Linked DNA regions of Homo sapiens: all the other regions are linked to region 1. Evidence: read pairs that join two places in POLR2A ChIA-PET (ENCODE). Cell type or tissue: HCT116. All regions are shown on one strand. Links, peaks and the distances in the headings refer to the core of each region. The heading gives the core; the rest is flanking DNA.

Region 1 (10,452 bases), core at 2,935-7,934:
TGGCTGTTTATTCTCATTTGAACAGTAGTGGATTAAGAAAAAAACAAAAAGACTTTCGACTTCCATCACAGGGAGAAAAGGATCAAGTACACATTAGAGAAAGCTGATGGCAATGATTTCTAGTTTCCGTTTCTATTTTCTGTCAATTAACCATCATTTTGGTAAACAGCCTTTTTAAATGTCTTTTCTTTTAATTTTTAAATTTTTACTTTAAAGACAGGGTCTCACTATGTTGCAAAGGCATTGGCCTCAAACTCATGGACTCAAGTGATCTTCCTGCCATAGCCTCCCTAGATGCACATCACCATACCCAGCTATTAATGTCTTTATAAAAGCATTTTTAACCCTACTGGTCTAGCTATTGCATCAAATAAATAGCTAATTCCATTGACGAAGGATTAGGGACTCACGAGTGAAAATAAATGTTTTATTTGGATAATGGCTACAAAATCTCAACAGTCAAAATAAATAAGAGATTAAAGCCATGATGATGACTTAAAAGATAAAGTTAGGTAGAAATGTGAACTAAGGGAAATGACTCAACACATTCAGCAACACAAAACTGTGGCCTAAATTCACTCTGACAGTTGTTATGCTATCTCCTGCTGCCCGAGTAAAGTAAGTTATGAACAAGACACATGAAGGGGATCAGGCAGACATATGGTCAAATGCTTTCTGTGCAATATGTCTGTCTCCATATTATCTTCTCTGTCTCATTGCACTTTGGACATTTTTATTCTTCCTGCAGATCTATTTTTATGAAGCAATGTGATTTAAATGAAAAGAGCACTGAATTCTCAGCCAGATATTTGAGTTCTAGTTGAAGATTTATCACCTAGTGGTTATGAGATTTGGGGCAAATTGCTTAATCTCTCTCTTTCTTTACCACTTCGTTTGTAAGTTTTCTTGCCTCCCTACAGGACTGTATTGGGGATCAATCAATGTTGAGTTGAAGGCAACATGGTTTAAGTTGGCTTAATGGAGAAGTGGTAAATCACTTAAACGGGTAGAACAACACAGTGTAGAGGATGTTGGGCTGCATGAGGAAGTGTGGAAAAAAAGCATGCCATGAAAATATCATCACAATCTCACATTTCTTCATTTATTTGCACACTCTGAACACCTGCATGTGATAAGGACTGTGCAAGGTTCTCAGGATACCCAGGTAAAAATCACCACTTCTGCCAGTCTTGACTTTGCAAGCTTGAGGAGCAGACCTGGAGAAATTTGGCTATTACCACACCAAAGTTGTTCCTCACATTCCCTTTGACATATGGTCTCAGGAAAAAATGAAAAGAGTAAAAAAAAAAAAAAAAAGTCCTTCATTTTTGAAAGGAACAGTCATAATTAATTTCTAGAAGGAGAAAGAAAAAAAGAGATAACAGTGTGTGAAAAGGCTTAGAAAATGCTAGAGCACTACAGAAAGATAACGTGAGATTATGTCTAAGAGTAGCTTGGTTATTTTGCTTTTGTTGACAAAGTATACCTCCTTCATTTTCATAGTTGTCATAATTCTTTCCATGATTTTCTTAGTGGGTTTGTTTAGGAGAAACTGTATTCTTTCTTTATTCATCTAACTCTCCTTAACTCCAAAAGATGCTTCTTAGGATAACATTTTAAAAGGATATACATTACGCACATTTTTAATGCTTCTATACAGGACTGAAGGCCAATATTACCATGATAATAAGGCATGTAACAAAAATTTGTTCTGCAGAGAGTGAGAAAGCGTGAGGGAAAACACAGTGCAGGATTCTATGCTGTCACCCAAGAACCCAGACAGGCAAGTGAAATAATAGAGCAGACATTTCCTGAGGCTGTGGTCGATATGATTAGGAGATAGTGGGTAAAAATGGCCTTTAAACTATATACACATGAGAAGATAGATGTGAAAGCCCATTGCAAAGGCAATAAAATTATGCAAATATAAAATATCACTATTAAAATGTATGATGAATTGACGTGCCATGAAAACAGTTCCAGTGCTGGGCCAGAAATCAGGAAACGTGGGCTTTTGGTTTCTCACCATTAAAATGAAGAAGTTGGATTTATACCCAAGGGTACCTTGTGGGCTGTATGGCTTCTAAGTAACTGGTCATAACAAAAGGGACACAATCAGGTCAGTTTCAAACCAAGAATAAAATGGGAAATTAAAGAACTGAATTGGCTACTTTCTGCTCAAATGATTGTTAAAAATAAAGTTTAAAAAAAGCCCCAAGGACTATGCAGTGCAGTGAGCAGAGGCTCCCGATATTAAAAAGAAAACAAGGAAAATGGATTCCTGGTGATAGAAGTGGTGTGGGGGAAGACAAATAGTGTGGCTGCAAATGGAACAATATGCAAAAGAAAAGTAGCTAAATATAGCTCTTTTTTGGGAAAGAGATTGTGTCTAAGTCCATCAGTGGAAAGGCAACTTAATTGTTGTATAAGTCTGTTCAGGTTGCCATAACAAGATACCATACACCAAGTGGCTTAAACTATAGAAATGTATTTCTCACACTTCTGGAAGTTGGGAAGTCCAAGATAAAGGTGGTAGCAAAGCGGATTCCTTTCTAAGGTCTCTTCCTATGGCCTGTAAGTGGCTGTAGATTCACTGTGTGCCCATGTGACCATTTCTTCGTGCACCAGGGGGAAGGCGGACAAGCAAGCTTTCTAGTGTCTGTCTTCTTGTAATGGCATTAATCTCAGCATGAGGACACCACTCTCACAACCTCTTTTAATCCTGATTACCTCTCAAAGGCCCCAGCTGCATAAATCATCACAGTAGGTGTTAGGGCTTCAACGTTTAAGTGCGGGAGTTGGTGTTCACATTTCAGTCAATTGAGGTGGCAATTGAAATGAGAAAGGAAAACCATAGTTACTAGAGAGAACGGTTGTCTTGGGGAGGATCACTGGACAGAACTACGGTCCTGTCCAGGTTGTTATGGCAACCTGAACAGACTTATACAACAATCCAGTCCTAGAGGCAATACAACTTCTCTGCTGATTCCAGATTCTGAGCGCCTCTCAGTCCTTGGTTGGGTTGTTTTGATCCTGTCCATATTATATTTATAAATATTCTCTTCATAAAACTCTCTTTAGGCCGGGCGCGGTGGCTCACGCCTGTAATCCCAGCACTTTGGGAGGTCAAGAGATCGAGACCATCCTGGCCAACGTGGTGAAACCCGCTCTCTACTAAAAATACAAAAAATTAGCCGGGTGTGGTAGCGGGCGCCTGTAGTCCCAGCTACTCGGGAGGCTGAGGCAGGAGAATGGCGTGAACCCGGGAGGCGGAGCTTGCAGTGAGCCGAGATGGCACCACTGCACTCCAGCCTGGGCGGCAGAGCGAGACTCCATCTCAAAAAAAAAAAAAAAAAAAAACACAACTCTCTTTAAATCACACATCCGAGTGTGCCCCTTGTTTCCCACCAGAGCCAAGACTGAATGAGATGATTTCTTAAGGTCAGGTTGATGTCCTAATCCAGTTGTGCTGCTATAACAAAATACCACAGAGTGAGTAACTTATAAACAACAAAAATTTATTGCTCACAGTTATGGAGGATGGTCAGTCCAAGATCAAGTTGCCAGCAGGTTCAGTGTCTAGTGAAGGCCCATTCCTCTGTCATCCAGGCTGAAGTGCAGTGTTGCAAGCTTGGGTCACTGCAACCTTCACCTCCCAGGCTCAAGTAATCCTCCCACCTCAGCCTCCTGAGTAGCTGGGACCACAGGTGCTCACCACCATGCCTGGCTAATTTTTTTTTTTTTTTTTTTTTTTTTTTTTTTTTTTTTTGTAGAGATGGGGTTTCACCATGTTTCCCAGGCTGGTCTCAAACTCCTGGACTCAGGCAATCTGCCAGCCTCCTGAGGGAGTGCTGGGATTACAGGCATGAGCCACTGTGCCCACCCCCAAAATTCTACTCATATATATGCATAATTACATAGTTACCAGCCGTTATTTTCTGATACTTTGATTGGCAATTGGTTGAAAGAGTTTATCTAAAGACCTGGAATCCATAGAAGGCAGTCTCTGTGTTAAGGGGTTGTTCTTATTATGCAGATGAAGCCTCCAGGTAGCAGGCTTCAGAGAGAATTGATTGTAAATGTTTCTTATCAGACTTAAAAAGGTGCCTAGATTAGGGAAAAGGCCTGGAAAGGGATTCCCTGTAGCATGTAGACTTTCCCCACAAGAGACAACTTTGTAGGGACATTTCAAAATATGATAAAAAATGTATTTTAGGGTAAAATATTTGTATTTCTTTCAGGGCCTGCTATCTGTCATGTAATGCTACACTAGAGTCAGCCTGGAGTTTGGTGTCTTATTGCTACAAAAAGTCTTGAGATCGCTGTTGTAATGTCAGTTGGGCCTGGTCGGATGTGCTGGTCAGTTGTGCCTGAATTCCAAAGGAAGGAGGGTATAATGAGGCATATCTGACCCCTACTTCCCATCATGGTCTGAACCAGTTTTTCAGGTTAACTTTGGAATGACCCTGGCTGAGAGGAGGGGTGCATTCAAATAGTTGAGGGGCTTGGAATTTTATTTGTGGTTTACACTATAGAAAGTATTTTTCCAGTATTACCTGGACAATGTGTCTCCCTGTCAGTATCCAGGGAATGGCACCTGGATCAAGCATTTAGTGTTCAGTTGCTACACTCTCACCTAATCCCTCATTTTCAATATTTTGCCATGTTTTCCAGTGACCCAACTGGCCACCATGTCACAGACTTTATGGTCTCCAAGGGAGACCCCTCCATTTCATGTTTTGTGATTTGAGCAACAGACTGGAATCTACTTGAAATTTGCAAATGGTCTTTGACTTGGGCTTTCCAATTTTGCTCTACTTCACAGTGTTTTCTGGGTTATATACAAGGGAGATGATCCAGTCATTTGTTAAGCACCTCAAATAAGACATACCCTAGATTTTTTTTGTTTGTTTTGTCAAATTGGGATTATTTTTGTGTCTTTGGAGAATATAAAATACTAATATGAGGTAAGCACTAAGGTTCTGAGATGGCCGTGGAAGAGATGACAAACTCCATCACCATGCCTGAGAGTGTCCAATCGTCTCTGCGGGGGCCACATCATTTTGTATTACACTGTATTTGAAATAACAACAACAACAAAAAACCCTTCAAGATTCATAAAATTGGACAACTGTCTTTGTAACACTTCTAGTGGTAAAACCAGTAAGGATGGCTAGTTTGCAACCCATCTGAGCAGCCTCTCTGGTTTCATAGATATGTTTTCTCTCTGACATTGAACGGCTTTCAACTTGAAGCGGAATGCTACATCACAAAGATAAACAGGTTTGAAAGGAACCGGTTTTCCTTGTAATCCTAAACGTTCAAGTCTGCGCATTAAAAGACATTATCTGAAGAAGGGTGCACAAGCTTCCTGTTGGCCGCCAGAAGGGTTCTCTGCAGGACACAGATCAAGTACCACAGTCTTAGGGGGAGACCAGACGCGGGGTCTCTGCGAACCTCCCCAAAGGACAATGGCAGGAGGAAAAGGAGAAAGAGACAGACGTCACTTCCTCCGCCAGCTCCGGCAGCGGGTTGATGGGCTGAGTCGGCGGAGGGTAGGGCGGAAGAGCAGACGGGGACTGGGAAAGGCGCTGTCGGTGACATCACGGATAGGGCGATTTCTATGTAGATGAGGCAGCGCAGGGGCTGCTGCTTCGCCACTAAGGAGTTCCCGTGCCGTGGGAGTGGGTTCAGGACCGCTGGTCGGACCTGAGAGTCCCAGCTGTGTGTCAGGGCTAGGAGGGCTGTGGGTGGTGGGGGGGGGGGGTGGGGGGGGGGGGGCGTGCGCGGGGCAAGTGACCGTGCGTGTAAAGGGTGAAGCGTGTGAGGCTGTGGCGGGGCGGAGAGTGCAAGAGTTCATACTTACCTGGCAGGGGAGATACCATGATCATGAAGGCGCTTTTCTCATGGTCGCGGCTTATCCATTGCGTTCCAGATGTGCTGACCTCTGCGATTTCCCCAAATGTGGGAAACTCGACTGCATAATTTGTGATAGTGGGGGGCTGCGTTCGTGCTTTCCCCTGGCGCTTTTGTGGTGCGAATAGTAGATGAGCCGTAAGTGTTTTTGTAATTCAGGGTGCGGGCTCGTGTTTTGTGGCTGTGTTCTGTCCGGTCAGTTGTTTCCGTTCGCAACGGTTAGTTTTCCTTTGTGAGGCCATGTTTAGGGACAGGTTAGAATTATCCACTTACTCTCTCGGGAGGCGAATTTCAGTCTCTGTTGGTTGGGGTATTCTCCCAGGTTAGCTGCCGCGGTACTTGCTAGGTGGAGCTCAGGGATCAAGGGTCGGGAGCTTTCTGGTTTGTTCAGTGCTCCCAGGGCTTCTAACATCTCTTAAAAACTCTGGTGTTTTCTGTCATCCTCGGAGTTACCTCTTAGCCTCTGTTTTTTTTGTTGTTTTTTTTCCCCCCCTCCCTAAGACAAGTCTCGCTGTACCGTCCAGGCTGGAGAAGTGGCGCGATCTTCCCATCTCAGGCTCCCGAGTAGGACAACCGCACGCCACCACACCCGGCTAGTTTTTTCTCTTTTTTTTTCTTTTCTTTTCTTTCTCTTTCCTTTCTTTTTCTTTTTTCGTAGCGGTTTCACCATTCTGCTCAGGCTGGGCTCCAACTCCTGGGCTCAAGTGGTCCGCCCAGCCTTCTGAAGTGCTGGGATTACAGGTGCGATCCATCTTGCCCTGGCAGCTCCTGCTTTTCACCACAGCATTCACGGGAGTTTGTAGGATTTCTGTGCTGGGGAAACGTGTACTCAGTTAATAGAGCCAGGTGGAAGTTGTACTCAGAACTGGTGGTTTTCTTTGGAATGAAAACCGTGCATGTTGGGGGCTCTTAGTGTCCCCGTTCGGTTGTAGACATAACACCCTTGCTTTGTGTAGGGGGAGGGCTTTGCCCGTGCCCTGGTGCCCCGGCGCAGGGCATCGAGGCCTGCAGATCAGAACCGCAGTCTAACCTATGTCTTGGCGGAATACCCTGCTAATTCTCCCTGGAATGTAAGATGGGAGGTCTTGCGAGGAGGTTTCTACAAGTAAGAAAACAAATTTCCATTCGGTTTTTATTGACAAAATTGAAAATTATAATAACTGAGTCCAGCCTCTCAGATGACAAATGTCTTTTGCACTGAGAGCTGGGAACCGCCGCTTGCCTCAGCTCCTGCGTGCAGGTGCAGCCCTCGCTTCCCTCCACACTTTCTCCAGCGGGTGTCAGTTCCTCCACAAGAGGCAGACAGCGTTCTGCAGAACCACAGCGCTCAAGGCCTTCGAGAGCCAAAAATCTCGGAGCGAGCTGCCCTGTCCTGGCTGTACCTCACGACTGACCTAGAAATGGCCTTTGCTGGGAGCAAAGGGTAGGGGGGAGATGGTCGTCGGAGCTGGGGCCTGTGCACTGGACCAGGTTGACCCACGGGAGGGGAGGTACCCAGAATTAGAAGGGGGCCAAGCACTGAGACCTCACCATCCTCAATCTCCAAAAGGACTCAGAGAGATGCAGAGACTGAGACAGGCTTCCTTTTTCAAGGAAAGAGAAAACTACTGAGGAAGGCCCCAGGGGCTCTGAACCAAAATCCAGACTTTTTTTTCCACCTGCAGCTTTTTGTTTTTATTTTTGCTTGAGAAGGTGTCTCGGTCTGTTGCCCGGGCTGGAGGGCAGTGGCGCAATTTCGGCTCATTAAAACCTCCATCTCCCGGGTTCAAGCAATTCTCCTGCCTCGGCCTCCCTAGTAGCTGGGACTACAGGTGCCCGCCATGACGCCCGGCTAATTTTTGTATTTTTATTAGAGACGAGGTTTCACCATGTTGGTCAGGCTGGTCTCAAACTCCTGATCTCAAGTCATCCACCCACCTCAGCCTCCCAGAGTGCTGGGATTACAGGTGTGAGCTACCGCGCCCAGCCCGCACCTGCAGCTTAATCCCATTTCGCTGGTGCAACTTCATCCTTCCGTATGCTCAGGCCAATAAACAGTACTGTAGGCTGGTCGTTCTTTGACCCCCATACATCCTATTGGTCGGAAAATTATGTTTTCTCTTTGGTTAACTGCAGACTTTGATATGCACACTCTTTCTTGGTCTGAAACCCACCCAATAGTCCCATACGTAGATTTTTGGATAAACATAGAAATGGACCCTTCTGATCTGAAAGTTTGAAACTCGATATTTGTTTTATTTGAGTTCCTTCCTTCAGGCCTCTCAAAAAAGATATCAAAGAACTGAAAGTCACCCAGACAATGAGATGCCGGACCCCTCATTCATCCTGATTGCTTCCTTGCCCCTCCCTAGTTCCTGTTTTCTTTCTTTTCTTTTCTTTTTTTTTTTCTTTTTGCGACAGAGTCTCCCTCTGCCTCCCAGGCTGGAGTGCAGTGGCGCTATCTTGGCTCACTGCAAGCTCCGCCTCCCGGGTTCACGCCATTCTCCTGCCTCAGCCTCCCGAGTAGCTGGGACTACAGGCGCCGGCCACCACGCCCGGCTAATTTCTTTTCGTATTTCTAGTAGAGACGGGGTTTCACCGTGTTAGCCAGGATGGTCTCGATCTCCTGACCTCGTGATCCGCCCGCCTCGGCCTCCCAAAGTGCTGGGATTACAGGCGTGAGCCACCGCGCCTGGTCTAGTTCCTGTTTTCTTACACATTGTCACATTCTTTCCCTGCCATCTAAGCCTCTAGTTTTGGTTGGTCAGGGAGATGGATTTGAGACTGAGTTCTCATCTCCTCCGCTGCAGCACCCTATTAAAGCCTCTTCCTTGACAATAACCGTCTCAGTGATTGGTTTTCTGTGTGGCAAGCAGCGGGAACCCCAGGTCTCTGAACTTTGACAAAGGAATCTCCTGATAAAGGCGGGATCGATTTTACTGACCAAGCTGAAAACGATCAGACGTTTGAAAGCCTTAATCTCGGAGCCTGTCGGAGTTTGGTCTGCCCTTGAGGCTTTCCTTTGGGCCTACCAGTCAAAATCAGCCTGGCCAAACCTGTCTTCAAGGACCAGGGGCAGGGCCGGCTTCTCCCGCCGGGTCGGCAGCCACCTTCCCCTTCCCTGTGACTTGAAGAGAAGCTTCAGGGGGCGTTTATTCAATTTGCGAGGAGCCCGCGAGGCGCAGGTGCACGGTGACTCTGTGGTTCCCACCGCACCCGCTGCCCTCTTTGGTCCTCTCGCTGTCACCGGCGGGCAGTAACGTTCCGGGTGAGCTAGGGCTCCGAAGACACCAGGCAGGGAGGGACCAGTGGGTAAGGGCACCGCCCATTTAGGTCCTGCGCAGGAGGGATCCGAAAAAGGTCTTGAAGAAATAGAAAGGGAGAGCCAGATGCGGTGGCTCACGCCTGTAATCCCAGCACTTTGGGAGGCCGAGGTGGGTGGATCACGAGGTCACGAGTTCGAGACCAGCCTGGCCAAGATGGTGAAACCCTGTCTCTACTAAAAATACAACAAGTAGCCGGGCGCGGTGACGGGCGCCTGTAATCCCAGCTACTCAGGAGGCTGAGGCAGGAGAATCTCTAGAACCCCGGAGGCGGAGGTGCAGTGAGCTGAGACTGCCCCGCTGCACTCTAGCCTGGGCAACACAGCAAGACTCTGTCTCAAATAAATAAATAAATAAATAAATAAATAGAAAGGGAGAGTTGGAAGTAGATCAAATAGAAGAAAAGAAATCCTAGATTTCCTATCTGAAGGCACCATGAAGATGAAGGCCACCTCTTCTGGGCCAGGTCCTCCCGTTGCAGGTGAACCGAGTTCTGGCCTCCATTGGAGACCAAAGGAGATGACTTTGACCTGGCTCCTAGTGAGGAAGCCATGCCTAGTCCTGTTCTGTTTGGGCTTGATCCTGTAGCACTTGATTGTCTCTCCTGGACTTTCCATGGATTCCAGGGATGCAACTGAGAAGTTTATTTTTAATGCACTTACTTGAAGTAAGAGTTATTTTAAAACATTTTAGCAAAGGAAATGAATTCTGACAGGTTTTGCACTGAAGACATTCACATGTGAGGAAAACAGGAAAACCACTATGCTAGAAAAAGCAAATGCTGTTGAGATTGTCTTACAAACACAAATTGCGTGCCAGCAGGTAGGTTTGAGCCTCAGGTTGGGCACATTTTACTTTAAGCGCACTGTTGGTGGAACTTAAGGTGACTGTAGGACTTATATATATATACATACATATAATATATATACATATTTATGTGTATACACACACACACACACACACACACACACACACACAGGGTCTTGCTATCTTGCCCAGGGTGGTCTCCAACTCTGGGTCTCAAGCGATCCTCTGCCTCCCCTTCCCAAAGTGCTGGGATTACAGGTGTGAGCCACCTCGCCCAGGCCATTTTAATTTTAATTTAATACTTTTAATTTGAATACACAATCCAAAAATCATATAACAAGTACAGGAAACCCACTTTATGCCAAGTTTACAAAAACAGGAAAGATATGTCAATGACAAAGCGTCAAAGTGGCAACATCCTTAAGTA
Region 2 (9,418 bases), core at 4,342-9,341, 160 kb before region 1:
CTTCAGGTCTTCATTTCTTTAGGAAGGCTCTTCTTCTATCATGTAAAACTTACATTAAATAACTAGATATGCTCTTCTCTTGTTAGTCTGTCTTTTGCTATAAGGTTCTCAGCAGTGAACCTAGGCTGGGTGAGGAAGAGTCATATTTCCTCCCTTACATGTACAAAATGTCTTCCACTGTAAAACTGTAAAAATTTTATTGAGGCAGGTTTGAAGCAAGAAATTGAATCATTATTCCCCTTTGGATGAACTGAACAGATGAGCTAACAAACCCCCAGTTCCTCCCAGATAGAAATACTTCTCTAGCTCATTCCCTGAATCTCCTTGAGGGTCAAACCTGCTGGAGATTGAGGGGCCTTCCTGGGACCTCCCAGCCCAGGAGATTACTGCTGGTGAGAAGATTGCTGCAGTTTCCCTGGGAGGGTGCACAGCCACTGGAAAGTATCACTGCTGTAACTTCAATACAACAAATTGTCATCATATCTGCTCTTTTGGTTTATTTATTTTTTTGGAGATGGAGTCTCACTCTATCACCCGGGCTAGACTGCAGTGGCACAATCGCAGCTCACTGCAACCTCTGCCTCCTGGGTTCAAGTGATTCTTCTGCCTCAGCCTCCCAAGCAATTGGGATTACAGGTGCACTGCCATGCCAGGCTAATTTTTGTATTTTTAGTAGAGATGGAGTTTCTCCATGAGGGCCAGGCTAGTCTCGAACTGCTGTCCTCAGGTGCTCTGCCCACTCGACCTCCCAAAGTGCTGGGATTATAGGCATGAGCCCTTGCACCTGGTCACATCTGCTCTTTGTGCAGTGTTGCAGGCATAATACAAGAGCTAACATGCAAATAAGTAACATATGAACACTCATCAACTGTGCCTGACATGCCAAGTGCCACATGTCAGGCACAGACAATGAGTGTGCATAATTACTTATTTAGTCTTTACCACAGGCCAAGGTCACACCATCATCTTTATCTTCCATATGAGACAACTGAGATGCAGAGATGTTAAGTTACCTGCCCAGGGTCACTCTGGTCAGATTTCTTTCACTGTCATACTTTTTCTATGTCAAGTTTTTCTCACTGTCATAATTTTTTCCAGGGCACTTTCATTAGGAGCAATATAAACACAGTGGTTCTGAGAATGTCTTCTGGAGCTAGGCTGCCTTCACTTCAAATTCTTGCTTTCACATCCTCCTTCCCTGGCTAAGTGACCCTGAGCACTGCATCTTGCTTCCAACCTCCAAGCTTCCCTTGTCCATTCCTGGACATAAGCCAGGCTAAATATGAGAGGAGTTTAGTTCCAAGTCTAAGTGTGAAACAAAGATGATAGCCCTTTCCCGAGACAAACCTCTTCCTTTCTTGGGGATCAGACCTCCTTAGCAAAGTTAACAAATTAGGCACGAGATTGGAAATTATGGCTCAGGAGCTATGAAGCCAGAAGCCACAAGATTCCTAAGCTCCCCAATTGTGCCTATAGATAACATCATTAGTGTCAAACCTAAGATTGGTGTTCAAGGTATTTTTCAGACCCTGCCTTATGATGGACTAGCTGGCACACCCAGACCGGTAAACTGGCTCATCTGGTCCTGTGGCCCCCACTCAGGGACTGACTCAGTGCAGGAAGACAAGCTCTGACTCCCTGTGATTTTTATCCCCAACCCAACCAATCAGCTTTCCCCATTCCCTAGCCCCTTGCCTGCCAAACTATCCTAAAAAAAAAAAAAAAAAAAAGTGTCCTCTGAATTTGGGGGGAGACAGATTTGAGTAATAATAAACCTCTGTCCTGGTCACTTAGCTGTCTCTGCATTTATTAGATTCTTTCTCTATTGCAGGAAGCCTGCTTTTCTCAGCTCCATTGGCTTTTCTGGGCAACCAGCAAGATAAACTCACCAGTTACATTAATAAAAGAGAAACACAAATAGTACATATGCTTGAAAAGAAGTGTAAGTCTGTATATTTCTTTTGAAGAAACAGGAAAGGAGGAGGAATAATATGACAGGCAACACACTGTCCTAAATATTTTCATGATTCTCCTGCCTCCCCATATCCTTCTTATCCCAACAACTGCTCCCTAGAAACCTCCAACTTAAACACAATCCTGCCAGAACTAGGTTTGTCCTTCTCTTGCATTTTCCTCTCACTTGCCCCACACCCCTTCCAAATCTGTTCTTTCACTTCCAGGTCATTGAGTTTTTCCATTTAAAAATATGAAAGATACAGAAAGAAGAAGATAACCAGTCATCCATATTCCCACCACCTGGAATTAAGTACTGTTCACATATGTACATATTTTTCTTCCAAATCATTTTAAAGTTACTCTCATTTTTTTTAAATTATACATGCTTAGCATAAACCATAACACTAATACAGAAAAAGTACAGATATGTAAAATTTCTGATCACCATAAGTTCAAAATAACTTTTGTTAACATTAGGGCAACACTGATTGAATCATGTTCTTCTGGTATATCTACAGAGAGAAGAATGTATATTTTAGCTAGACTGTCCCCCCAACGCCCCTGCAAAAGAAAAAACAGAACAATAAATATATATATATATATATGAGCTATATATTATATATATACATATATATAGGAGCTATTATATAGATACATATATAGGAGCTATCTATTATATATATACATATATATAGGAGCTAAATATTATATATATACATATACATATATATATATACATATATATATGTATATATATATATATGCTTTTCTAATATTGAGCTTAGACTCTATTTTTATTTTACAAATATTCCATTTGGGTCCGGCGCGGTGGCTCACGCATGTAATCCCAGCACTTCGGGAAGCCAAGGCGGGTGGATCACGAGGTCAGGAGATCGAGACCATCCTGGGTAACACAGTGAAACCTCATCTCTACTAAAAATACAAAAAATTAGCCGGGCGCGGTGGCGTGCGCCTGTTGTTCCAGCTACTCAGAAGGCTGAGGCGAGAGAATGGCGTGAACCCGGGAGGCGGAGCTTGCAGTAAGCCGAGATGGCGCCGCTGCACTCCAGCCTGGGCAACAGAGCGAGACTCCGTCTCAAAAAAAAAAAAAAAAAAAAAAACAAAAGCAAAAACGAAAAAACAAAAAACAAAAACGAAAAAACAAAAAACAAAAAACAAAAAACAAATATTCCATTTAATGGTGCATGAATTTAACTGAAGACAAAGAGACAGAAACAGAAACGAAGGAATTCCTGAACTCTCAATCACATTTAGAGAGACGCTTTTCTAAAGGAATCCTCTAAAGCTAAACATAAGTTAAATTAAGTAGAATGCATTATGATTTGCAGTGTTTGTTTGTTTGTTTTTGAGATGGAGTTCTTGTTTTGTTTTGTTTTGTTTTTCTCTGTTGCCCAGGCTGGAGTGCAGTGGCTCGATCTCAGCTCACTGCAACCTCCGCCTCCCAGGTTCAAGCAATTCTCCTGCCTCAGCCTCCCAAGTAGCTGGGATTACAGGCGTGTGCCACCATACCCAGCTAATTTTTGTATTTTTAGTAGAGATGGGGTTTCACTATGTTGGCCAGGATGGACTCGATCTCTTGACCTTGTGATCTGCCTGCCTCAGCCTTCCAAAGTGCTAGGATTACAGGCATGAAGCACTGTGCCCGGCCTTTTTCTTTTTCTTTTGTTTTCTTTTTCTTTTTCTTTTTTTTTTTTTTTTAGAGCAGCATCACTTGCTCTGTCACCCAGGCTGGAGTGTAGTGGCGCGATCTCCACATGCTACAACCTCCACTCCCAGGTTCAAGAGATTCTCCTGCCTCAGCCTCCTGAGTAGCTGGGATTACAGGCGTCTACATCACACCCAGCTAATTTTTTTTGTATTTTTAGTAGAGATGGGGTTTCTCCATGTTGGCCAGGCTGGTTTCAAACTCCTGACCTCAGGTGATCCGCCTGCCTCAGCCTCCCAAAGTGCAAGGATTACAGGCGTGAGCCACCACGTCTGGCCTGCAGTGGTTTTCTTACTACTTTTTACAATCAAATTGATTAAGGCATTGGTTGAATATGGTACAATACATCCATTTCAAGTTTGATGACATGTCTACTACTCCAGAAGGTCCTCTTGTGCCCTTTGCAGTCAGTCCCCTCGACTCCCTGACCCCAGCAATTAATGATGTATTTTCTGCCACTATACAGGTTAGTTTCACCTGTTCCAGAAATTCACCTTGATGGCACCACACAGAATGCACTCTTTTGAGATTCACCCATGTTATCTCATGTTTCCATAATTTGTCCCATCTTACTGAGGGTGGTATTCCATTGGATGAATATATCACAAAAGGTCCATTAACCTCTTGATACATATGAACTGTTTCCAGTTTGGGGACTATTGTAAACAAAGCTGCTAAGAACAAGTTCTTTTTGTTAATATTTGTTTTGTAAATTCCGTTTGTCATTCTTTAGTATTAACTTATTTTGTAAAAGGACGTAATCTTCATAAGTGCAAAATTCATTCAAATTTTACAGAGGCCTGAAGCAGAAGCCTACACAATTTCCTTTGTTATATTTCATAATTAAGGGGGAAAAAACTTTATCTGGGATGTTGTTTCCTATCAGCAAATCCTTAATGTAAGCCATACAGGATGCTAGCTGTACTATTAGACTATCTTCTGTAATCTGTGCAATAACTCTAAGAAGTACTTCGTCTTATTATTTTCCTGTAACACTTTCCAACTTGAAGCCTAGCAAATTGAAGGACCTGGCCCCAGGTCAAACAGAAGGCAAGCGGCAGCGCCAGTACTGGAAGAAGGCCTTCCCAAAGGCAGACAGAAGCTCACGTCTTTGTCAGAACCTCGGTATTTCTGATGCGCCTGGAAGCCAATATCCAAGCCGTTCTCAGCCACTGGATTGGTGGGCTGCTTTGCTCAGAAACTCCTCGATCAGGAATCCCAAGCATACGTTAGTGATGACGGTCCCAAAACAAGGGACATTTCTTAACCATTCTAAAAACCCGTTTGCTCATTAGTAACGCAATGAAAGTTGCTTTCGTCTTGGTTCATATATTTTATATTTGAGCAAGGCAATGTCCGCTGCTGGGGTTAGAAGTAAATGGCTCGTCTTCATCAAACTAGATCAGTCCGTAGGACGTATGGCTTCCACTCGCAGTGTCCTGAACACTGGCTGGGCTTCCTGTGCGTTCTAGCCGGTTTTCTTTGGAGCCGCGGGTTTCTGCACCGCACCCTAGTCGGGATGGCAGAGGCTTCTCGGAACACGCGGATCTATGAGTGCAGTCCCCGGGGTAGCCACCAGGGAACGCCATAGGCTTTCCCGCTGTGTTCCTCCTTGCCTTTTCCGTTTGGGCCAGGTAGTTTCTATTGACCAGGACATTACAGATCAGAAGTGGGTGGGGTCAGAAAACACACCCTGGGAGAGGCTGGCAAAATGCCCAGAACCGCCATCACTAGGACTGGGGTTTTCTTCTGTAGTGGAATTCTCGTGTTCATGTAGTGCAGGGAGGATCGCAGCGCATTTCCGCCAAGACAAGTGAGACTGCGGTTCTGACCTGCGGGCCTCGATGAATTGCGTTAGGACACCTGGGCGCTGGCAGAGCCGTTCTCCTACACAAAGCAAGCGTGTTATGTCTACAACCGAACGGGGACACTAAGAGCCCCAAAGGCCCTGCTTTCATCCCAAAGAAGAGTGCCTGTCTGCGTAGTTTCCACCTGGCTCTATGAGGTGAGAACTGATTCCTCGCTAGCACAGAAATCCTGAAACAGAGGCTGTGTAAAAGGTGACAGGGGCCTAGGGGAAAACACGAAGATTTTCACAGAGCGTGAGACCCCAAGAGACTGGAGACCATGGATCAATTTTTGCAATAAGCAGCCTTATGTTCAAAGGGAAAAGCTATGCAGCCTTCGCGCTAGTTAACTTGTGATAAACAGGCTCACAACGGCTGACGCTTGTTCCTTCTCCAGCGAGGACAACGACATGCCACTTCTGTTCCCCAGCCATCCAACTGTAAAAATAACATGACACCACCCATATTATGCACTACTAAAAGTATCCCTTCACATACAATCTGCGTTTTCCAGCACAAAATTCAGAGGACAGCGCGAACGCAGTCCCCCACTACCACAAATTATGCAGTCGAGTTTCCCACATTTGGGGAAACGGCAGGGGTCAGCACATCCGGAGTGCAATGGATAAGCCTCTCCCTGGGAAAACCACCTTCGTGATCATCGTATCTCCCCTGCCAGGTAAGTATGAGATCATACGCCTCCGCCCTGCCACAGCTCCATACGCCTCACCCCTTACACGCACGGTCACTTCCCACGCGCAACCCCCCACCGCCCCCCACCCCCACCCCCAGCCCTCCTAGCCCTGACACACAGCTGGGACTATCACGTCCAACCGGCGGTCCTGGACTTGCTCCCACAGCAGGAGAAATCCTCCGTGGCGAAGCAGCAGCCCCTGAGATGCCTCATCTACACAGGAATCGCCCTATCCGTGATGTCACCGACAGCACCTTTCCCGGTCCGGCTCTGCTCTTCTGCCCCACCCTCTGCCACCTCAGCCGATGAACCCGCTGCGGGAGCCGGCGGAGGAAGTGACGCCTGCCTCTCCCTCTTTTCCCTCCCATCCACGCCCCTGGTCTCTCCCAGAGAAGTAGGTTCTTAGTCTGTGATGCCAAGGACCCCTTTGGCGGCCAGCTGGAGCCTGTGCGCTCTTCTTCAAATAATGTCTTTTAATGCGCAAACTAGAAAGTTCAGGATTACAAAGAAAACTGGTTCTTTTCACATACGGTTATCCTTGTGATGTAGCATTCCGCTTGACATTGGAAGTCGTTCGATATCAGAGAGAAACCATATCTACGAAACTAGAGAGGCTGCTCAGATGACTACAAACCAGCCATTCTTACTTGTTTTATCACTGGGAGTGTTATAAAGATGGTCGTCCAGTTTCATGATTCTTGCAGGGTTTTTTCAAATACAGCAATGTACAAAAATGTGCTGCTCCAGCAGAGCACACTGGACACGCAGACATGGTGCCGGAGTTTGCCATCTCTTCCACTGCCTTCTCTAGACCTTGGCGCTTACCTCATGTTAACAGTTTATATGCTGCAAAGACAGAAACAAAGTCATCCAAATTTGGCAAAAATATTTGGGGGAAATTTTATTTCAGGTGTTTAACTGATTACTTTTAATATGTAGACTACAACACCAAACTCTGACAATACTCCACAGACTTATTAATGGTTTCCACCCCCCTCTCTGCAAATCTATCAGGCAAGTTTTTCCTGCCCTTCACTTTCATATAAGCTGAGTCATACAGTGTGTAGTGGGTTTTGTGGGGAGTGTTACTGCCCAACATGTTCACCTTGCCTGCTGCCTAGACAGAGCCAATTTTTCGACACAGGGGAATTGCAATAAAGACCTGCACTTTTTATTTGGTGGTTGGGGGCCAGTGAGTTGAGAGTTGTGATTGGTCAGGTCGGAGATGAAGTCACAGGGAGCTGAAGCTGTGGTCTTCTGCTGGGTCAGTTCCTGCGTGGGGGCCACAAGACCAGATGAGCCAGGTTATCAGTCTAGCTGGTGCCAGCTGATCCACTGAGTGCAGGGTCGGCAAAATATCTCAAGCACTGATCTTAGGTTTTCCAATAACGATGTGATCTCCAGGAACAATTTGGGGAGGTTTAGAATCTTGCAGCCAGAGGCTACATGACTCCTAAACCATAATTTCTAATCTCAGGGCTACTTTGTTAGTCCTGCAAAGGCAGTCTAGTCCCCAGGCAGGAAGGGGGTTTGCTTTGGGAAAATGATATTATCATCTTTGTTTCACAGCTAAACCATAAACTAATTTCCTCCCAAAGTTATTTCGGCCTGTGCCCAGCAATCAACAAGGACAGCTTGGACGTTAGAAACAAGATGGAATCAGTTAGGTCAGATCTCTTTCACTGTGATAATTGTCCCAGTTGTAACTTTTGCAAAGGCGGTTTCAGAAGCAGAGGCATAGGTTTGACTTCTTTCACTCAGTCTTATGTCTATGAATTTTTCATGTTATTCATATGGTTATTTGTTTCTATGTGTATTCCTTTGTAGGAATATACACTAACTTATTTATTTCTTCTGCTATTGTTGAGCATGTTGACCTAAAAGAAAGAGGCTGAAGCACAAAATATAATTTAGAGTTTACCTGAGCCAACATGAAGAGAGCTGCCTGGAAGACTCACACTCAAGGAACCTTGGATCTGAGCTCCCTTTGATCTTTGTCACAAGCAGGTATTTAAAGGTCAAAAGCAGGGACAGACAGTGGGCTGACAGAAAGGTGCCTGTCAGGAGTTCTCATTGGTTTACAGAAATAACATTGATTGGTGATTGGCTATATGTTGTTAAGTTATAGGGTATGGGGGTACAGGGATTGGTGTGGCATTATTAGGTTAATTTACAGCTACTTGAGGCAATAGCAAGCAGTTTCAACAGATGAATACATAGCTCAGTGCAGCTCAAAAGGAAGGAGCAGAAAGTGGTTGCTGTCTCGATTTAACCTCTCTCTGGGCCTGATCATCTGAGAGGGCTCACATTCCTCAGATAAAACATTTTTAAAAAACTTTCTTCTTGAAAGCATTGATGATCAAAAGCTCATTCAAGGTGTCCCTCTTTGCCAGAAAGGCTTATTCCTGGATAGTCCTGTCCCAGGCAGGGGACAGGGGAGGAAAGAAGCCACCTCACTGAGGAATTTTTAAGAATGCCCAAAAGTCCAATTGAAAGGGCATTACAACCAGGCACGGTGGCTCACATCTGTAATCCCAGCACTTCAGGAGGCCAAGATGGGTGGATTGCTTGAGTCCAGGAGTTCGAGACCAGCCTAGGCAACATGGCAAAACCCCATCTCTACAAAAAACACAAAAAATAGCCAGGTGTAGTGGCACACACCTTAGTCCCAGCTACTCAGGAGGCTGATGTAGGAGGATTGCTTGAGCCTGGGAGTTCAAGGCTGCACTGAGCTAAGATCACACCACTGCACTCCAGCCCAGGTGACAGAGTGAGACTCGGTCTCAAAAAAAAAAAAAAAAAAAAAAGAGAGACAGAGAGGCCTCAGTTAAGTCTGCAGCTTCTGTCACTTGTTGAATCATCTCTAGTCTTCAGAATACCATGAAATTAGTTTTCTCAGAAGTAAAACGATGAGAAATACATAACAATAATGACATTGCACTTCATCATTCCATTTCCTAAGACATTTATAGGGCCATGGATGGTGATCTTTTCAAGAGACAAAAATAAACGCGGGTGCAGAACAGGTAAGTGCACTATAATTTGAGTACATCAGCTTTTGGGCATTAAAATCGTGGGTCAGAAATTTAGAGCAAGAGGGCAGGCTGGATCCTGATAGCAGGAGAGTGTGTGTGTGTGTGTGTGTGTGTGTGTGTTTTGAGACGGAATCTCACTCTGTCGCCCATGCTGGAGTGC
Region 3 (9,879 bases), core at 409-5,408, 150 kb before region 1:
AAGTCATCCTCTTACCTCATGCTCCTGAGTAGCTGGACTACAGGTGGACACCACCACACCCAGCTAATTTGTATATATTTTACAAAGTCAGTGTTTCACCATTTTGCCCAGGCTAGTCTCAAACTCCTGGGCTCAAGTAACCCTCCTGCCTTGGCCTCCCAAAGTGCTGGGATTACAGGCAGTTATTTTGACAATACGATTATGATGGTTAAACTGAGACGTGTGCCAGGAAGGTTAGGGTGACTCAGACAGATTAGATAAACAGGTTTTGCTTGATATGACCCTGAGTTGCATCGTGAGTGCAATCAGGAGGAATACAGGTGAAATTTAGCACAGGATGTACCAATGGGTCATTACGGTCAAAAGTGGTTTGTGGTTCTGAGTGGCAAACCTGGAACCTTGTCAAATTTCCCACAGAGGTAATGGTTTGTGAGATTCTGATCAGAGAATTATCCCTCCCTGCTGTAATCAAATTAGTTAGGGACAGTAAAACAGAAATCTGATCATAAGTATTTTGCTATGTATGTATGTATATGTATATACACATACACACAATAGGACTAGTGTGGCATATCTTAAGAGAATATGCATATAGGGTGATTTTACCAAAACCACCAAGAGACAACCCCTACAACTTAAAGGAGCCCTAATGGTGTGTGTATTCCAGTCAACAAAAAAGAGACTAACTCTTTCAGGTGCAGTGAGCACTGGAATTGTAACTGATTATACAGGCCAGTATCTTGGGTGAAAGCGGACTACCACAGATGTCAGCTACTTGCCATCTCTGTCAGGAAGATTGAGTTACCTTTAAGTGAAAATCTCCTGACAGATGTTCACTCTGGCAGGGTTGCCTTTTACAAGAGAAACATGAATCCGTGTGTCAACGCACGTAAGTTTAATGGCACAGATTGGTCAGTAATACCTGTTGTGAGTCAGGTGCAGTGGCCCATGCCTGTGGTCCCAACTATTTGGAAGGTTGAAGCAGAAGGATGGCTTGAACCCAGGAGTTCAAGGCTACATTGAGTCATGATTGTGCCACTGCATTCTGGCTTGGGGAATAGAATGGGATCCCATCTCAAAAAAATGTATAAAATAATAATAATACCTGATGTGGTCCCTTCCAACAGTCTTGGGGGGAATATTTTATTTGGTGTTGTTTCTAGTAAACAACATCTCCAGGTTATAGGCCGTGATTTTTAGTATTTTCATCTCCCAGGAGTGCATTATGAAAGGAATCCTTTATTAATGTGGAGTTCTTAGTAAGTTTTGAGAGATCTTAGCAGTAATGGAGAAAGTCACCTTTAAGAAGTGCAGATTCATAAGCGCCTTCATCTAACCACTGCATGGGTCTTCCGTTATTATTTCAAAGAGAGGGAGTGTGGACATTTTCCAGAACCAGTGGGAGATCCTTGGCCAAGAAAGGTTAAAAACTTCTGTTAGCTTTGCCAACTGAGTTTTTATTGTGTCATTAGTACATTCCATCGGCCCAGAGGATTATGGGTGACAGGCACAATGGAAATGTTGGGACATAGGCAAAACATTACAAATGGATCCAATTACCTGACCAATGAAGTGTGTTCCTCAGTTGCTATGGCATTCAGATGGCACTCCCCATGAGGAATTACCTTTTCTTTTCTTTTTTTTTTTGAGATGGAGACTAGCTCTATTGGAAGGCTGGAGTGCAGTGGCACGATCTCAGCTCACTGCAACTTCCGCCTCCCAGATTCAAGCAATTCTCCTGCCTCAGCCTCCTGAGTAGCTGGGACTACAGGTGTGCACCACCACGCCTGGCTAATTTTTGTATTTTTAGTAGAGACGGGGTTTCACCATGTTGGCCAGGATGGTCTCGATCTCTTGACCTCGTGATCTGCCCACCTTGGCCTCCCAAAGTGCTGGGATTACAGGGGTGAGCCACTACGCCCAGCCAGGAATTACCTTTTCTAATCACAATCTACCTACTACTTGGGCTGTGGCTCATTGGCATGGAAATGCTCACCCCAGTGAGCACGTACAAATTAACACCAGAAAGTATCTGTGACCCTGAGATGGAGACAGCTGGATAAAGTCTAACTGCCATGTCTCGAAGGGTCCTAAAGTTAAAATGTCCTTGTGACCCATGAAGGGGCTTTCCAGGGTGATGTTTGGGACAAACAGTACCACAAGAATAAACCTTTTCTGCAATCATAGGCAATGATTTTCAATACCATTGCTTTCCCCATGCTAACATTTTATCTGATTTCCAATGAGGCAGCTTATGAAGTACTGTATTCAGGGTAATTGAAGCCTAAGGGGTGGATCAGTGTATCATTGGGCCCATACCATAAGCCTGTTTCTGGAAGAAACTTGTTCCCTTTATCCTTCCAGAGATCCCTCTCCTGCTTAGGAGCTCCCACTTACGCTTCTTTTTTTTTTTGCTAGAGTCTAGCTGTGTTACCCAGGCTGGAGTGCAGTGGAGCAATCTCGGCTCACTGCAAACTCTGCCTCCCAGGTTCAAGCAATTCTCGTGCCTCTGCCTCTCAAGTAGCAGGAATTGTAGGCATGTGTCACCACACCAGCTAATTTTTGTATTTTTAGTAGAAACAGGGTTTCATCATGTTGGCCAGGCTGGTCTCAAACTCCTCACCTCAAGTGATCCACCAGCCTGGGCCGCCCAAAGTGCTGGGATTACAGGCATGAGCCACCATGTCCAGCCCACTTTTACTTCTAATGAAGTCTTCAATGGGTCATAAGTCAGCAAGGTCATTTCGAGAAGTTCTGTGTCTGATGCCACCTTCAGAACTGCATTCTTAGCTGCAGCATCAGCAAAATGATTGTCCTTGCTCTCCGGAATATCTAGTTTTGAATGACCAGGAATTTTGATGATGGCCAAAGATAAGGGTTTTCAAATTGCTTCTAAGAGATCAGAGATTTATTGGTCATTTTTGATGGCTTGACCTGATGAAATCAGATACCTATGTTGCTTCTAAAGCATTCCAAAATCATCACCTACTCCAAATGCATCTCTGCTCCCAGTGTAAATGTTAGGCTGAGGTGGAAGGATTGATTGAGCCCAGGAGTTCATTCAGGTCCAGCCTGGAAAACACAGCAAGATGTCCTCTCTACAAAAAAAAAAAAAAAAAAATCAAAGAATTAGCTGGGCATTGTGGCATGCACCTGTGGTCCCAGCTACTCGGGAGGCTGAGGTGGGAGTATTGCTAGAGCTGAGAGGTTGAGGATGTGGTGGGCCATGATGGAGCCACTGCATTCCAGCCTGGGTGACAGAGTGAGACCCTGTCTCAATAAATCAATAAATAAATCTTAACCATTTAAAATATCAATGACAGATTTGTTTGGCCTTTTAAGTGCATTGCTGAATTCTCCAATCTACATATTGGGGAACAACCTGGGTAATGGCAACATGGAGGTATTTGGCAAAAATGCAGACCCTTTCATTGTCTGCTTCTGTCTGTTTTTAAAAACCCTCTAAAGGATTATTCCAATTCACCCTTTCCAACCATTTAGTGGCCCTGCCTTCTTACACCAACATGTGAATTAATTGATAAAGATCAGAATATCCAGGCTCAAAAGTTTGGACAATTAAGTCAAATTTTCTCCTAAACCCTATAGGATCTTGGAGGTTGCTTTTGAATTAGAAAGGGAAAATTCAGCTGGGTGCAGTGGCTCACGCCTGTCATCCCAGCACTTTGGGAGGCCAAGGCGGGTGGATCACAAGGTCAGGAGTTCAAGACCAGTCTGGCCAAGATGGTGAAACCCCCTCTCTACTAAAAATACAAAAAAATTAGCCAGGCATGGTGGTGGGCACCTGTAATCCCAGCCACTTGGGAGGCTGAGGCAGAGAATTGCTTGAACCCGGGAGGCGGAGGTTGCACTGAGCAGAGAAAAAAAAAAAGAAAGAAAGAAAGAAGGGGAAAATTCATGTAAATTTTCATCAGGGAAGTCTTTTTTTTTTTTTTTTTTTTTTTTTTGATACAGAGTCTTGCTGTGTCACCCAGGCTGAGTGCAATGGCATAGTCTTGGCTCACTGCAACCTCCACTTCCCAAGTTCAAGAGATTCTCCTGCCTCAGCCTCCCGAGTAGCTGGGATTGCAGTCATGTGCCACCATGACTGGCTAATTTTTGTATTTTTAGTATAGATGGGGTTTCACCATGTTGTCCAGGCTGCTCTCAAACTCCTGACCTCATGATCTGCCTGCCTAGTCCTCCCAATGTGCTGGGATTACACGCAAGAGCCACTGCGCCCAGCCCAGGGAAGTCTTTTTATAATATTCTTAATTCACATTTTGGTGAAGCAGTATACAGAATGGTAGGCTCCCCTCTTCCTGTGGGTTTTACCTTGAAAGGGGCTGTCAGAACAGAAGTTTCAGGGAAGGGGCCAGAGCCCTGGGGACTTTCCTCAGGTGATGGTGATGGAAGAAGAGGCAAGGCAGGACCAGAGGGCTCAGGTAAGGGAGACTATGCAGGTGCAGGGGCAGGAGGAGAAGCAGCAGTTGGAGGCGAAAGAGACAAAGCCTCCTCAATATTTCTCAATTCAGAAAACGTGTCAGATGACTTCCTTCAGCTTACTTCCTCACTGGAGGCAATTTTCTCAGTTCTTTTAGAAATTTCTAGGTATCATTGGAAGTATGTCTCCCATTTAATTTGGTTCTAAAACCAAATTTTTTGGCCAGGCGCGGTGGCTCATGCCTGTAATTCCAGCACTTTGGGAGGCTGAGGTGGGTGGATCACGAGGTCATGAGATGGAGACCATCTTGGCCAACATGGTGAAACCCTGCCTCTACTAAAAATACAAAAATTAGCTGGGCATGCTGGCGTGTCCCTTTAGTCCCAGCTGTTTGGGAGGCTGAGGCAGGAGAATCGCTTGAACCTGGGAGGCGGAGGTTGCAGTGAGCCGAGATCATGCCGCTGCCTTCCAGCCTGGGTGACACAGCAAGACTCCATCAAAAAAACAAAAAACAAAAAAACAAAAACAAAAATTTTCCAATTGTGCACACTAATAAATTATTTTAAGCATTTCAAAAGATCCCAATTTTCTTCATTCTGCTTATGACTTAGGAAATGACCAGGAAATGGTTAGGTGGGTCCAGTTTCTTGGATATTTACAAGAGGATGCTTCATAAGTGTTATACATAAACCCAGCTGGTGTTTCTAAAGGTGGTTGTTTCTTCACAGTGTGCTGAATTTTGAAGCTTGATTTCCCATAATTCAGGAGCTTTTCAGATGACCAAGGCCTGCGATGTGTTTTGGGTCACAGTGTGGTGCTTATGAAGTCACTCCTACAGATAACACCGGAGTTGTGTGTCACTGTCTCAGTGGTTCCACTGTTTCTAACCACCAGGTGGCCACAGAGTCCCACATATATCCTCCCAGAAGAGCAGGAAAGGGGGTTGATAAAAGTGTTCTTCTGATGGGAAGTGTCCTATAAGGCCACCTTCACATGGTGACTAATGACCCCAACACCTCTGCAACATCCCCGATCACTTGGAGCACCTGAATGGATCAGCGGGAGCAGATCACTTCTTTTCTTCAGGGCAGGGGAACACACCTCCATGCACTTTCCAGTTAAGAACTAACAGGAATTAGTCACAAATGAAAACCTAAGTCCAAATGTTCAAAACAACATGCTACATAAAACAAAACCACCAGGGCCTACCTGCCAATACCTTGACCCAGAACTTCCTGCTGAGGAATAGAGGCAGAAAAGGCAGAAGCTCTCTGGGGAGCTCTTTGCCTGACTGTGACCCAAACCTTCTGTCCTGATGCAGAGGTGGAAAAGGCAGTTATTTCCCCCTGAAACACAAATCTCTTACCCACAGGGTAAAGACAGAAAACCTCTGTTCTAGAAAGGGAGAGCTGAAAAGGACACTCAAGCAAACTCCAAGACTTCAATCAACCAGTGTTTCTCTCAGAGTCAGTACTCGAAGGCTTCAGAGCTGGCCAGGCACCCAGTCCAGGAGGAATGTGGTGTGATCTGAGAGATGAAAATACATGCCCCCTTATAGACTAAGACAGACTGTAAGGTTAAGGAAACAAAAGTTAGCTACTTGTCCAGGGTTCAGGGCTCATCTGGCATGGCAACTTCCTGAATTCCTATGGCTACAGGAAAAACCACACTCTTGCTAAACTCCTTAACAATAGGAGCTAGCAAGCAAATTGTCAAAATCTTCCCAGCCCTTCTCAACTGGATTTACAAGCCAGATCACTAGAGCTCTGATGGGACAGAGGAGTGGCCTTCCATTCTTTCCTAATAAGCAACTGCAGATATCAAGCCAGTTTCAGCCATGTTACAGGGACTGCACACAAACCAACTTCGTGTCCAGTAGTTCACCTTTTGATATAAAGAGCCAATTTCTGCCTTATTTTATGCTAAAATCCCTTCCCCATCTGTGAAGATGGGGTGCATGTTACATATATGTTTACCCATTGCACATGAGCTCAATACTCCTCAGAAATGGTGTTTCCCCAAACCTACTGAATATGTATGACTCTATTGTGTGATACACACCCTGTGAGGCACAAAAACCAACCTGCCCTCTCTCTCTGTCTCTGAAGAGAAAGTGCCTCTTCAAAGACACACACCGGAGACTGTCACTTCCTGGACTGCAAACTTATATCACCAATAAAATTCTTACTACTATTTAGCCACCCTGGAGGACTTTGAGAGGACAGTCAGATGGTCAGAGATGAGTCAGTCTGAATCCTGCTCCCAGGGCCAAAAACATTGACATAGAAGGAAGGCGCTTAAGCACAAAATATGATTTAAAGAGTTTGTTTGAGCCAATGTGAATGTAGTTGCCCGGAAGGCTCAGACCCAAACAATATTGGATATCGGTTCTATTTGGCCTTTGTTACAAGCAGGTTTGTAAAGACCAAAAAGGGAGTCAGGGAGTTGGCTGGTAAAAAGTTGCTTGTCAGGAACTCCCAGTGGTTTACAGAAATAACATTGATTAGCTATACATTGTTCAGCTACAGGGAGTGAGAGATGGTGTCCAGAGCAGCATGTTTAGGTTACTTTATAGCTAACTGTGGCAATAGCAAGCAGTTTCAGTGGATGCATACATAGCTCAAAAGTGGGGAAGTGGCCGGTGGTGGTGGCTCATGCCTGTAATTCCAACACTTTGGGAGGCCGAGGTTGGCGGATCACCTGAGGTTAGGAGTTTGAGACCAGCCTGGCCAACATGAGGAAATCCCATCTCTACTAAAAAAAAAAAAGGCAGGCGTGGTGGTTCGCGACGTTAGTCCCAGCAACTCGGGAGGCTGTGGCAGGAGAATTGCTTGAACCTGGCTGGAGGAGGTTGCAGTGGGCCAAGATCCTGCCACTGAACTCCAACCTGGGCAACAGAGTGAGACTCCATCTCAATACAATAAAAAAAATATTTTTTAACTTAAAAAAATTTAGAAAGCAGGAAGTAGGATGTGGTTGCTCTCTCATTTTAATGCCTAGCTTTAGGCATGCTAAATTGAAAGCACTCATTTTCCTCACATGAAAAATTCTTTTCTTTTCTTTCTTTCTTTTTTTTTTTTTTTTTTTGGAGACACACTCTCACTGTGCCACCCATGCTAAAGTGAAGTGGCATGATCTCTGCTCACTGCAACCTCCACCTCCAGGGATCAAGCAATTCTCATGCCTCAGCCTCCCGAGTAGCTGGGATTACAGGCGCTAGGCACCATGCCTGGCTAATTTTTGAATTTTAGTAGAGATGGGGTTTCACCATGTTGGCCAGGCTGGTCTCGAACTCCTGACCTCAGATGATCCACCCGCCTCAGCATCACAAAGTGCTAGGATTACAGGTGTGAGCCACCATGCCCAGCCAAGACCATTAATTTAATCTATAGCTAAATCTATTCGTTTTTCATGTTACAAATTCAACAAGAAAAATTTTCCCTAATGAAACATCACATTTAAAGCTAAGTAGAAAAAAAATGTAATAGTGCCTTGCTGTGTCATCCAGGTGAGAGTGCACTGATGTAACCACAGCTGACCAGCCTAGAACTCTGGGCTCAGGCAGTCCTCCCAGCTCAGCCCGCCTTCTAATTTTTTAGAGACGGCATCTTGCCCTGTTGCCCAGGCTGGTCTCCAACTCCTTGCCTAAAGCATTCCTCCCACCTCAGCCTCCTGATTTTCTGGGATTACAGGTGTGAGTCAACCAGCCTGGCATTGCAGGAAAAAAAAAGCCCATAAATTATTCTTTATTTTATTTTATTTTGAGTTGAGGTCTTACTCTGTCACCCAGGCTGGAGTGTGGTGTTACAATCATAGTTCACTGCAGCCTGGATCTCCTGGGCTCAAGCGATCCTCCTGCCTCAGCCTCCCAAGCAGCTGAGACTACAGACATGAGCCACTGTGCTGGCTAGTTTTTTTAAATTAGTTCATTTTTTAAAATTTGTAGAGACAGGGGTCTCACCATGTTTCCCAGGCTGGTATCAAACTCCTGGCTTCAATCCTTCTTCTCTCCTCAGCTGCCTAAAATGCTAAGATTACAGGTGTGAGCCACCACACCCTGCTTAATTTCCATATTTTAATTTTATATATGTAATTATTACTGTCTTTAAGATAATTGGGGCAGTAATCTCTTTAAAGCTTTAGGGACTTAATTTATCTATTCACTCCACTGGAAGAGTATGACAATTGGTTTCATAAGAAAAAAATTTATAAATTAGAAAATTTCTTTCCACCAATCTAGGGGGCATTCAAAAGCAAATAATTGCGTTAAGTAACATCATTTAAGGTGAAAACAGATGCAGTGGTATCTATTAATGCTTATCAGTAAGGGAAACAAACTGAAAAAATGAACATCATTAGATCCTTGGAAAACCCTCATTGCTGAAAATCTGAGTGATTCTGGGATACCCTTTTGAGTCTGGCAGGGCATTCTCTTTCCGGAGCATATAAAAGTGAGTAAATCATTTTTTTTAATCCATTTTCATTAAGAGCTGAACTTCCTTAATTTTCTGGAGATTATTAAATTTGATTTGTGGCCAGGAGCAGTGGCTTACGCATGTAATCCTAGCACTTTGGGAGGCCAAGGTGGGCAGATCACTTGAGTTCAGGAGTTCAAGGCCAGCCTGGCCAACGTGGCGAAACCCCATCTCTACTAAAAATACAAAAATTAGCCAGGCATGGTGTTGCATCCCTGTAATCCCAGCTACTCAGGAGGCTGATGCACAAGAATCGCTTGAACCCGGGAGGCCAAGGCTGCAGTGAGCCAAGATCGTGCCACTGCACTCCAGCCTTGGTGACAGAGCATGACTCTGTCTTAAGCAAAAAAAATTTTGATTTGTAGAGTTTAGAGAAGTGCTTATGTTGCTGACTCCATTGCTTATTTGTGATCATATAAATCTCTTTTCTCCTTTCTGTAGTGTGATTTAAACGTAATCCTTAAAGGACATATATTTCAGCTGGTTAGAGTTTTTTAGCTGGTAGAAAACTGAGTGTATGAATCAAAGAAAACTGCTCCTTTCATGCTACAGACTTAGTTTTATTTCTGTACTAAGATTTCTTTTAGGTATAGTAATCTGTTAAAGCCAAGAGCTCCTATGGAATGAAGTTCAGTGGCGGGTTACGGGGGGCATTGAGTAGTAAGATCATCTTTATAATAGAGATGCCACTCTTGCAAATATTGACAGCTATTGAGCCCAAAAAATTGTTACCAAACATTGGAAAGACAAGATATGAGCAACTTCTCATTGCTGCAGTCTCAAATATCAGGAAATACCATTATCCTCAGGACAATGAACAGACCATCAAAAGAGACTCACAGACCAGATCAGCTCTCATATATCACCAAACAGGGACTGGATCCTTGTCAAACACCACCTAACAGAGATTGTCCCCAGAAATTCACTTCATAACATCAAAACCAGAAACCCACACTGATGCCA

The links. Peaks named below come from ENCODE experiments on the same cell type or tissue, not always from the same donor. Only the 100,000 strongest peaks of a DNase experiment are listed, where the experiment ranks them.
Region 2: POLR2A ChIA-PET joins it to region 1 with 5 read pairs; 12 of 35 experiments call an interaction of 5 or more read pairs at or near these places.
Region 3: POLR2A ChIA-PET joins it to region 1 with 6 read pairs; 12 of 35 experiments call an interaction of 5 or more read pairs at or near these places.

What each region holds. Positions count from the first base shown.
Region 1 is chr1:148,516,743-148,527,194 of GRCh38, forward strand. It overlaps RNVU1-27 (RNA, variant U1 small nuclear 27), which reads left to right and starts at 5,859; the gene lies at 5,859-6,023. RefSeq lists an enhancer at 5,415-5,474 and a silencer at 5,775-6,094. In HCT116, for the core only: no CTCF peak of the experiment used is centred there; DNase peaks (open chromatin) are centred at 5,521 and 5,959; H3K4me3 peaks cover 812 bases; H3K27ac peaks cover 532 bases.
Region 2 is chr1:148,356,318-148,365,735 of GRCh38, forward strand. RNVU1-1 (RNA, variant U1 small nuclear 1) reads right to left here and starts at 6,216; the gene lies at 6,053-6,216. It also overlaps LOC124904396. In HCT116, for the core only: CTCF peaks have their summits at 5,219 and 5,424; DNase peaks (open chromatin) are centred at 5,354, 6,014 and 6,494; H3K4me3 peaks cover 2,095 bases; H3K27ac peaks cover 1,268 bases.
Region 3 is chr1:148,366,329-148,376,207 of GRCh38, forward strand. It overlaps LOC124904396. Among named protein-coding and RNA genes, the nearest start is that of RNVU1-1, 8.7 kb to the left of the region's middle. In HCT116, for the core only: a CTCF peak has its summit at 5,343 (motif pointing right); a DNase peak (open chromatin) is centred at 5,353.